Regions from separate parts of the Mus musculus genome. Here region 2 is linked to region 1. A link is a loop called in an ENCODE intact Hi-C map of the cell type or tissue named here. Cell type or tissue: gastrocnemius. All regions are shown on one strand. Links, peaks and the distances in the headings refer to the core of each region. The heading gives the core; the rest is flanking DNA.

The links. A loop is a pair of places that touch in the nucleus more often than their neighbours do. Peaks named below come from ENCODE experiments on the same cell type or tissue, not always from the same donor. Only the 100,000 strongest peaks of a DNase experiment are listed, where the experiment ranks them.
Region 2: a loop joins it to region 1, with 9 times the contacts of the local background. A loop is called at or near these places in 15 of 42 quality-filtered maps.

Annotation. Positions count from the first base shown.
Region 1 is chr5:104,128,802-104,134,579 of GRCm38, reverse strand. No RefSeq gene overlaps it. Among named protein-coding and RNA genes, the nearest start is that of Sparcl1, 18 kb to the right of the region's middle. In gastrocnemius, for the core only: a CTCF peak has its summit at 2,847 (motif pointing left); DNase peaks (open chromatin) are centred at 2,823 and 3,550; H3K27ac peaks cover 321 bases.
Region 2 is chr5:104,330,832-104,336,609 of GRCm38, reverse strand. All of the region lies in intron 2 of Mepe (matrix extracellular phosphoglycoprotein with ASARM motif (bone)), which reads right to left. Among named protein-coding and RNA genes, the nearest start is that of Mepe, 8.4 kb to the right of the region's middle. In gastrocnemius, for the core only: a CTCF peak has its summit at 3,046 (motif pointing right); DNase peaks (open chromatin) are centred at 3,071 and 3,270.

The DNA.
Region 1 (5,778 bases), core at 1,097-5,096:
GGAAAGAGTATAGGGGATTTTCAGAGGGGAAACTAAGAAAGGGGATAACATTTGAAATGTAAATAAAGAAAATATCTAATAAAATTTTTAAAAATTAAAATTAAAAAAAAAGATCTAGTGAACAAATAAAAGCTAAGTTTCAGAATTCTGATAAGCCACTCTCCACCTTCCATGTTTTTGCAGCGACCACATAAATGTTTTACACAGATAAGGAACTACTTAATATTAATCAGGTCTCGATAATTAAGAGTTCTAACCCCTATGGGACAATTCTTACTGTGCAAACCGACTGGATGCCTCCCCCACCCTTAGACAAAAGGTAAGCTATTCCTTCCTGTCTCTTGTGAAATAGAGTCATAGTGCAGAGACACACCTGCCTATTTGACTCCGTAATTAAGTCTTGTCTGGCTGTAGTGTAAAAATAGGTACCCCTGAGTCTGAACATGAAAATAGACCTTCCCTAACAAAAGCCAAAAGTTTCACGGCTAAAAGGATGTTTACTTTTGTGAAAAAGTCCTTTCCTCTGGGGATAATTTTGGGACTACGTAGGTGTCCAGCAGGGGTAAGTGGGTATATAAGGCTCAGAGACCAAGCTGTGGCTGTGCTTCCTGCTGAGTGTGGGGTGCAAGCAGTCGCTTGTGAGTCACATGTGAGTCACGTATGGGGACAAGGATGTGTACTTCTGTCCTGCACACCCTTCCCCTTCTGAAAGTTTTAGCTGACATGACTGTGACCATAACTTACAGAGTTTGTGGAGCTCTGCATACTCATTTGATCAGCATTTATACATTCAGTGGATACTTGAGGGGAGCTGGCACAGTCACCCCCTGTAATATCCTGATGAATGAACAAAATCTCTGACCTTGAAGAAATCTTTAGTAAAAATAAGAATACCCAAACATAGCAGTACCCTCCTATAACCTCAACCCTCGGGACGCAGAGGCAGGGGATCTGGGGTCAAGGCCAGCCTCGGGTACATAGTAAGTTTGAGGCGATACTGGGATACATTAAAACCCTGTCTCAAGAAATATATATATAGATAAGTGGATGGATGTGATTACAATTATAAATGTCTACAGCGCACAGTCATGAGTGAAACTAAAACCAGAACAGAAAGACACTGGGAATTCACTATGAATAGAGAATGGGAAACATTTTAGACTTTGTGGACCGAATAATCTTTCAACTCCACGGTCTTGTCCAAGATGTAAAGATAGAAGTGTGGTTTTGTTCTGGGAAGCCTTTAGTTGCAGATACAGGTGTTTCTAGGTCACAGTTCACTCACCCTTGAGATAAGAGAAGAAAAAGCACAGGGTTATTGGGGCCTCATAGGAAAAAAAAATTCTGCCCCAAGGCAGGAAAAAAAGATGGAAAAATCAGGGTTGCATTCATACACAGTACAGAGAGAGTTCAAGAGTAGAGAGTCCTATGGCTGAGACGTGTCTGGTGTGTTTCCCACGCTACAAGGAAACTTTGGCAACTCTACCCATCAGTTTCTACCTGGTATCTCCAGCTCACTTCTGCTTTCCTCCTTTTCCCTCTTTTAGTAAAAGAAACTGTGATGCCACAGTGCGTAAGGACTCTGGGCTCTTTCCAGACCTCGGGAAGGTAAGAGGTATCAGCTCACTGTGAGTTGTTTCCTTTATGGTCTGGAATCAACTCAATGCCAAAAGCAGAGATAGCAGATGAGGGCCAGAACTCGTGAGCCCAGACACACCTCCAGTAGCCCCTTACCAGCACATGCAGACCTCACAGCACAAAGCCTCCTGACCCAGTAAGACCACAAAGTGCTGCCTCATTGGCCTCGAGTCCTGTTCATTCCTGATGTGGTTTTTAAAGAGGCTGTTGGCTTGAAGCATTCACAGGACCAGAAGACAGAGCTGTAGTTTTAAATACCAGTAAACTTCTCTCTGAAGAGACTCTCTTTTTTGTTTTTTGTTTGTTGTTTGTTTGTTTGTTTTTCAAGACAGGGTTTCTCTGTGTAGCCCTGGCTGTCCTGGAACTTACTCTGTAGACCAGGCTGGCCTCGAACTCAGAAATCCGCCTGCCTCTACCTCCCAAGTGCTGGGATTAAAGGCGTGTGCCACTACCGCCTGGCAAAGAGACTCTCTTAAGATGCTGATTCTCTGGAGAAACAATGACCAGAGCCTCCATCTGAGCAAGCCCAGGCGACCTCAGGGGTCCATGGACTCACCAGCCTAGAACAGCATACCTGCAGCCATGAATGACACCCATGTGCCTGAGGGAGCCTAGTGGTGGTGGTGATGGTGATGATGGTGGTAGTGCTGGTGCTGGTGGTAGTGGTGATGTGTGAAATGTATCTTCATTTGGTTTCAGGTACAGTCTGCATGTGCTGCAACTTGGAATACAAAAGCTTCACTTACACATCCTGTCTTCTCTCTCTCTCTCTCTCTCTCTCTCTCTCTCTCTCTCTCTCTCTCTCACACACACACACACACACACACACACACAATTCTGGATTGATGAATGCCAAGTCAAAGTTCAGAATGAGGAATTCTAAGGTTCCAAAGACAGGAGATCTTCTTCAGAATTCCGACTTAATGCAAACGGAAAATAACAGAAAAGCTGGGACCACATGTCCTTCAAGCTCTTTGTAAATTAACTTTCCAGTCAGGATAGGCTTGCTGGACAATGAAGAATGGGAGGTCATATTCTCTGTGAGTGAGGAGAGTTCAGACCCTGCTCATCCTTAGCTAGAGACGGTGGGATCAACACAGTGAACGCTCTTGGTTCAGGGTTGAACTTCCCCTACTCACTCTGATGAAAGGATGCCAGGGATGCCAAGGTCCAACTCACTCCTTAGGGCTGACAGAGGCTCATACCTCCCTCTTGTGGCTGCTTGCAAACAGTGTCCTGTACATGGGAGCAAATGAGAAAGCAAGTGTGTTTACCTAAGTCTCCAGGCAGGGGAACTGTGCATTCTTTCTCCTTTCATGATTTCAGATCGTTTTAAAAATCTGGTGATATGTAACACAGTTAACCAAAGATCGTGAACATTTTCATTAATCAGGAAGAAATGATGTGGGGGAAGAAAAAATTTGATAGATTTAAGTGTTTGCCAATGCGAGGGGTCAGAATTCTGTAAGAAACAATCCCTATTTGAAAGCACCTGGTATGTCAGAGAGTTCCTCTGTACATATGATCACAACACAGAACAGAAAGTGGGGAACCAGGGAGAAAAGAAAATGGCATTCTGCTAAGATACAGGACCCAGCCCAGGGTGGGACACCAAGGGGGCAATGGATGGCCTGCTTCTTCTGAGCCAATTCATCAAGTGCAGGACAGGTATGGGTGTAGCCCTACTCTGTGCCAAGTATTCTAAGCACGTTAGTAGAAATAGTATTGGCAGGTGTGCTGAGTTGAGGAGCCCTTACCTAAGACAGGGATTTGAACTTCCTTGGGGCTGCTTCCAACATGAGACAGTTTTACCTGGCCCGGGTATATAGAACAGCGGGGAGTTGGATCATGCAACAAAGTACTTGCCAAATAATCCTGAAGACCTGAGTTCATTCCCCCACATACAAAGCCAGGCAGATACAGAAAGATCCCTGGGGCTTGGTGGCCAGCCAGCCTAGCCTAAATTGGTAAGCACCAGATCTCAGTAAGAGGCTTTGTCTTGCAACACAAGGTAGGTGGCTCCTGGGAAATCAAGACGTGAGGTTGACCAGATGGATGCACGCTCACACCTGAAAACATACACACAAACTGTGTAACAAAATAAAATAAAGTAGATATATTATTCCAACATTTAATAGTAAATCATAAGAGAACTTAAAATAATTTCTGACATACATATTTTACCATGTGGTAAAGATGAGATAATTTATACACTAATTAAATGGGATTTGATTTTTTTTTTTTAAATGAAACTTAAGTCAGCAACTGTAGCAGCAATGACCCCTTGCATGCTGAGGAAGGAAGGCAGGAAATCTCAGCTTTTTGTTTTGTTTTGTTTTTTGTTTTTGTAATTAAGCCAGAGCAGGAAGCCCTATGTGTACAGTTGAGACACTGCTGTGCATGGGAGGACGGCATGCAGGGTGAACTCACTTTCTCTCGTGTTCCAGAGTCAGTGCTACGGTAAAGCTAGCTATGTGATGTAGCGCCTTCATTTCATGTTTGGACAAATGTTTAGCCCTGCACATTCAGAAGCCTTTTATAACGCCAAAACGTTAGGGACCCTCACATTCCCTTTAAGAAGCTGTGGCTTAGCATATATGAGGCCCTGGGTGCAGTTCCTAACCCTGCCTCACACTCTCTGGCATGACCTCCGCCATGACAACCTGCATCCAACTGTCAGTCCAGATGAACCAACCTTCCTTCCTTCCTTCCTTCCTTCCTTCCTTCCTTCCTTCCTCCCTCCCTCCCTCCCTCCCTCCCTCCCTCCCTCCCTCCCTCTCTCCCTCAAGTGCCTTTTGTCAGGTGACCTGTCTCACAAATGAGAAGAACAGGTAAGACACATGGGTCGGATCTGGAGCAGGGAAGAGAACCTGGAACTGAGGTAAAAATGAGTGTGTGGTGGCCCAACCCAGCTCTTAGGTCTGTCTTCTCTAGTCCGTGGCGGATCTGTCCATGTCTAACAGATGAATTTGTAGATTCTGATGTCTCTTTAACACAGGAAAGCTATGTGGTAGCCTCAGGCTGTGATTTCTCCAAGACATAGTCTGAGAGTTGATGGCAACTGCTAACTTCACACAGATTGCATTTCCTAGTTCCCAGGTCCTACGAGCTCTTTCTTGTCCTCCTGACGCAAAGGCCAGTGCCAGACGCCAGACATCCTCAGTGTGTGTGAGCACGTGTGCTCGAATTCATGCATGTATATACATATATGTATACATATGTATATATGTGTGTGTATATATATACATGTATGTGTGTGTGCATGTGTGTGAGTGTGTGTGTGTGTGTGTGTGTGTGTGTGTGTGTGTGTGTACATTCACAGTGGTATGAGTAGATCGTGGAGGACATGGAGGACGACAGTTTTATGCCAACTTTCCTCTCCACTCACCTCCACCTGAGCTGAGTTAGAGGAAGTTCCCAGATTCCCCTGCTTGTGAAGGAAAAGCCTTCAGACTCTCTGCCATGTTGTCAGCCTAAAATGTGTGGGGTTTTTTAGAGTGAAACATATTTCATTTAATTGGTGAGGCTATGTAGTCAAGAAGGCAAAACTGGTTGGAGGAGGTCAGGCGTTTTAAAATAAAACTGAAATGGAAGAGGCACTTAAATGTCATAGGGCAGGAGTTGGAGTACATTTAGGGAAAATGTTCAAAAGGCCCCTTAGGGAATGAAAATAAAAATAAATTTCTGGAAAACACTGGAGTACCCAGTGCAGGCATTACACCAACCATACATTTGGTCTCCTTCCCAGTAGCCATCTAATGCCGATATATATAGACGCCACCAAGCCCTTAGCTGAATTTCCTAACATTTGCTGGAGACCCAGCTCAGCTGTGGTAACCATGTGCATTAAACCAGCAGAATCTCTCAGAACAAAGAACCGATGCTGACTGGAGCCAGTCCCTGCTACACGCGCCCTTCCTTGGTCTAAATCAGCATGCTGTGGGAACCAACACTGCAGCTAAGAAAACACCAGACGCACTTAGAGGAGAAGGGAAGCTTTGGCTAATAACTGCAAAATGACCTCACTCACGGGAAGGCTGGGCTGTAATGTCCTGTCTCCATGTGTCTAACACACCCTGCTAGTCAAACGCAAAGAGACACAACAGAATCCAGCTGCATCTCCCTCAGACAAAAGGTGGA
Region 2 (5,778 bases), core at 606-4,605, 200 kb before region 1:
CCTTGAGCTTGTTAACATCTTGGTTATGATAACTAAAAATAAGAATAGATGAAAGCGTCTATACGGAGCAAAAGAGGATTCAGCTGGAAGCTTACACCTTTGGGAGGTGAGGAAGATCACAAAGACGCTGATCAGGAGTGTGGGGGCCATGGTGAACTGCATCAGATGAGATAACCGACAAAATATTTAATACGTCTGGGCACCGTGTGTGTCAGATGCACATGTGAGCTGCCCTGTGAGTGCACAAAAACAAACCCTGATCCTCTGGGAGAGAAGTAAGTGTCTTGGCTATTGAATCATCTCTCCAGCCCCCAAATGGTCCCAATCTCTCACTCCAGTGCAGGCTGAAGTAACTGTGCTATAGGAGGGCTCAGGTATCTCAGCAGCTGCCATCCCTCTTTGGACTGGATGAGCTGGGGAGACATGTGACCCAGGGAAGCACGTGACCCGGGAAGCACGTGACCCGGGGATGCTACTTTGCTTCTTTGGGCATCAAATTTTTCATTATAAAATAAGAAAATAAACACATTTTGGGATTTAAAAAAGATATACTCATGTTAAGAGATACAATGCAGGTAAGGTATCTAGCACAGATCTCTCACTAACCAAGTTCTATATAAATGATAGCAGCTACCGTTTGTGCAAGGCTGTGTGGTGCCTGCCTTTGGTGGAATGCTAGCTTGCTTCCCCAGATAGTGATAAGAGACTCATTTCCTCATAGGACTCACAGCTGTCCTTCCAGTCTCTAGAAGTTATTGAATTGTGTGTAGTGGCAGGGAATTGTGGACTCGTTCTTGACTGTGTTCTGCAACCTGTGGCCTCTGATCGAATGTGACCTAAAATGGGGTTTTGATGTCCCCCAGTCTCTAATTAAGAATACTGTGTGTGTGTGTCTCGCATGTGTGCATGCGTGCCTGCGTTGCAGCGTGGGGAGTACCTGAGTGTGTCATACCCGTGTATCAGTGTTAGAGAATAACTTGTGAGTGTCTGAACTCCCCTTCCACCATGTCAGCTCTGGTGGCAGAGCTCAGGTTGACTGGGGTGGCAGCCATTTCTGAGCCATCTTACTGGGCATCCTCTGCCTTAAAATGCACCCAATTAAGTGTTGGGAGCTTTAAGACTGTTGCCTCTGCAGACGCTTGAACTGCAGGTAAGGGTAATTTGAGGAAGTCCCTTTTAGTCTGGGAGAACTTGTTAGTATGAAGTCTCCAAAATCTCCCAAAATTCTCCATTTGTTTTCATTGTAAAATACAATTATTAATGAATTTCACATGGGAAGGATGATACCACTACACACGATCTTTTATAGCCCCAAGCCTATTCTGAAAATAGGATTTTGTTATGAGAAGAAAAAAAAAAAAAGGATCTGGACTGATTTACTTTTGACCAGAAAATATTCTAAATACTTGACTTAGTTTAAGTCATCAAGCTTCAGAAAGCTTGCGTTGGGCATGTATGTCTATTTACTTACTTCTGTTAAGCCATTTTGAGCTGAACAGGTAGGTTAGAAAAACCAATATATCAAATTTAAACTTAAGCATTTTCATTTTTTTCTCCCTACTCTCAGAGGAATTTTTTGTTAAGAACGGTGGCGTGCCTACTAATGACTAGCGTGCATTTAGCTAGGGGAGTAAATACAACTGTTCTGTAATATATATAATAAAGAGCATGAGGCTATGTTTTAATTTTGCCACAGGACCGTTAACCATTTGTCTGAGAAAATATTTTAAAGTACAAAAGGCGTCCTGTCCTGCCTGTGCGCAGGAATCTCCAGTCCGTCCTCGGCTGCGTGACCGGCTGCGAGTCAGCTGACTGGTCTGTCTTCTCCGTCCTGCCTTAGCTCAGGGCTTCCTTTCATTGGACAGCAGCCTCTCCCACTCACTCTGTGCTCTGGAACCTTACTGCTCCCCACAACCTAGCTCACAGTTTCCGTTGTGTACCGGAACTGTGTCTGAACACCAGACCGGAACTCATTGGGAACTGATTTCTTTCTACTCTCAGCCCCTAAGGTGCGACTGGAGGTTTGGGGGCCCTCACATGACACCTTCCACATCCCGTCTTCTGTTCCCTGTGATCATTTTCTGTCTCTCAGATCTTAGAGAGAAGGAATTGCATTCCTCCTTTGCTTCAGCTTGCCCTGCCTCTTACTCAGCAGGAGCACCAAAAACACATGCCACGGCGGAACCAAAATTAGCTAACTTTCACATAGACAGAATGATGCCGCCTTACAGGTGGCCATACAAAGGATTTCTGGCAAGCCAGCTTTAGGAAAGTAATAGCCCTTTACTCTTTAGCTCTCTTTAGCTCTTTGGGCATCGAGTCTGCAAGAAGCCACTGAGTGAAAGAATTATCGCCATCCCAGTGACAAGAGCCTCGTTCTTCCTCTTCAGTGTGACTGGACACGGATGAGGTGATCCATGGAATGGGTGTAAGAGACACGTGTTACTCTTTACAACCAGACAGCCTGTCATAGTAACTGCGTTCCCCCCCCCCCGACTCCCCGGGAGTCTACACTGTTCTAGCATATGGTCTAGAATATGCTCAGAAACCCCCTCATGAAGTACAGTGCCGTTAATGCACAGCAAAATGACAATTACAGGCTCTCACGGCCCATCACGGCCACGGTTGCAGAAGTAGGCCCTAAACCAGGACATGGTTTGGGCCAAAGCAATGGATAGGGACAAGGAAGATTCTGGAACACAGACTTGCACAGCACAGTGACTTTAGGACCTGGGGAGTGTGGGGGAAGGGAACAAAGGCAACATCCACACTGGAAACCAGAGCTCACTGTCTCCTTCCATCTCCACTGACTAGTTCACATGTCAGGAATCTTCTCATGGTCACTCACCTTCACTTATGCTCGGTGTAGACATATTTTTATGGATTTTTATCATTTTATAAATGATATGTCAACTATTCCATTATATTGAGGTGGTTTTGTCTCTTACGAAAATTTCTTGATATCTTCTTAATACTATGCGATAGTTTTTAACTTGAGAGAAGTCAAGTTCTCCCTTGGGGAATAGGCAGTACTACCTGTAACCACAAGAGGGCGTGTGTCAGCCATCCTAGAAGGCAGCCACCTATAGGGCTCTCTTGTACTAGTCTTAAAATTTGTTTTCCCTGCATGCTGCTGTCAATTGTTTGTCTTCCACAACGTGTCAGTCTTCCTGCCATATCTCATATATCCTGCCAACTCAGTGGCGTTGCAACACGAGTGGATATTTCCAGAGCAGAAGGGAGCGGGCATTAGAGGAAAGGTAGGTTTTACTTTGCCCATGGCTAAGGTCCAGCTAGTTGGCAAATGGCCACCACACATGACCCTTCTGGCTTTGAAGTTTGTCACTTGGACCTTTGTGATTTTTAGCTGACATTCCGATGTGGTTTGGTGACATGCAAATCTGACAGCGTTTGCTTAACTTTCTGGATACATGCAGAAAACTACTTCCATGTGAACCTGATTCCCCATTAAAGCTGTTGACACAGCCCCTTCCTCTCTTTGTTGTCACACGCTGCACATAGGTGGGGAACAGTGTTTGCTCATTACAGTGTCCCAGAATTCTTATTCCTCTGAAACTTGTGTAGAAAACCATGGTTTCATTTAAAGAATGAAATCACACTGGAAAAAAAAAAGCGATCAATGCTTGGAAATTTTCAATCATCTGTTGTAGGGATTATACTGAACTAGAATGTGACATAATTCTGCTGGATACTGTGCACGTCTGGCCTAAGCACCCAACAACATTTTGGTAGTTAGCTTTTTTCACTTGCTGTTCTTTTTTTCTCTACAGAGCTAAAATTGTTATTTGAGAGGAATAACTCTGTTTATCCTCTGTTCCTCCACACACCCTTGCTTAGTTTTCACAGTCTGTGGTTGAAATGTCTGCAAGGAAACAAGAGACTCAGTTTCACCAAATAGAAGTTCTTTCATTCATTTCTTCAAACAACAAATGTTTTACTTCTATGTCTTTCACTGGATTATATTAACCTGGGGGGGAAAAATCATTCTGACTGAAAGAAAGATTGGGTCCACTTTTTCTTAAATATTTATCTATTAGGGGAAAAAAGTTCTTCCCCACTAGATGGCAAAGCTATCTCTAAAAGAGAACTTCCAGCATAAAGACGCGACCCTGTGATGTGATGGGGAGAGGAGAGGCAGGCACAGTGTTCCAGTTTAGGATAGTAGTCATCCGTTGTAACCCATAGGAAAGACATATTCATTGGCAAACCTGAGGTGTTAAAGTGAAGTTGGCCAGAGCTTGGGCAGTGGTGTGCTGTGCTGTGTGTGCTGTGTGTGCTGTGCTGTGCTGTGTGTGCTGTGCTGTGTGTGCTGTGCTGTATGTGCTGTGGTGTGCTGTGCTGTGTGTGCTGTCCTGTGCTGTGTGTGCTATGCTGTGCTGTGCTGTGCTGTGCTGTGATGGTGCTGTGCTGTGCTGTGCTGTGCTGTGCTGTGTGTGCTGTGCTGTGCTGTGCTGTGCTGTGCTGTGCTGGGTTGTGCTGGGTTGTGCTGGGTTGTGCTGTGCTGTGCTGTGTGTGCTGTGCTGTGTTTGCTGTGTGTGCTGGGCTGTGCTGGGCTGTGACGGTGCTGTGCTGTGCTGTGGTGTGCTGTGCTGTGCTGTGGTGTGCTGTGCTGTGCTGTGCTGTGTGTGCTGTGCTGTGCTGTGGTGTGCTGTGCTGTGCTGTGTGTGCTGTGCTGTGTGTGCTGTGCTGTGCTGTGCAGTGCTGTGCTGTGCTGTGCTGTGCTGGGTTGTGCTGTGCTGTGTGTGCTGTGCTGTGCTGTGCTGTGCTGTGCTGTGTGTGCTATGCTGTGCTGTGCTGTGCTGTGCTGTGATGGTGCTGTGCTGTGCTGTGCTGTGTGTGCTGTGCTGTGCTGTGCTGTGCTGTGTGTGCTGTGCTGTGCTGTGCTGTGCTGTGCTGTGCTGTGCTGGGTTGTGCTGGGTTGTGCTGGGTTGTGCTGTGCTGTGCTGTGTGTGCTGTGCTGTGTGTGCTGTGTGTGCTGGGCTGTGCTGGGCTGTGACGGTGCTGTGCTGTGCTGTGGTGTGCTGTGCTGTGCTGTGCTTTGTGTGCTGTGTGTGCTGTGCTGTGCTGTGCTGTGCTGTGCTGTGCTGTGCTGGGTTGTGCTGTGCTGTGCTGTGCTGTGCTGTGCTGTGCTGTGCTGTGCTGTGCTGTGCTGGGTTGTGCTGTGCTGGGTTGTGCTGTGCTGGGTTGTGCTGTGCTGTGCTGTGCTGTGCTGTGACGGTGCTGTGCTGTGCTGTGGTGTGCTGTACTGTGCTGTGCTGTGCTGTGTGTGCTGTGCTGTGCTGTGCTGTGCTGTGGTGTGCTGTGCTGTGCTGTGTGTGCTGTGCTGTGTGTGCTGTGCTGTGCTGTGCAGTGCTGTGCTGTGCTGTGCTGTGCTGTGCTGGGTTGTGCTGTGCTGGGTTGTGCTGTGCTGTGCTGTGCTGTGCTGGGTTGTGCTGTGCTGTGCTGTGCTGTGACGGTGCTGTGCTGTGCTGTGGTGTGCTGTGCTGTGCTGTGTGTGCTGTGCTGTGCTGTGCTGTGCTGTGTTGTGGTGTGCTGTGCTGTGCTGTGCTGTGTGTGCTGTGCTGTGCTGTGCAGTGCTGTGCTGTGCTGTGCTGGGTTGTGCTGTGCTGTGCTGTGCTGTGACGGTGCTGTGGTGTGCTGTGGTGTGCTGTGCTGTGTGTGCTGTGCTGTGCTGTGCTGTGCTGTGGTGTGCTGTGCTGTGCTGTGCTGTGTGTGCTGTGCTGTGCTGTGCTGTGCAGTGCTGTGCTGTGCTGTGCA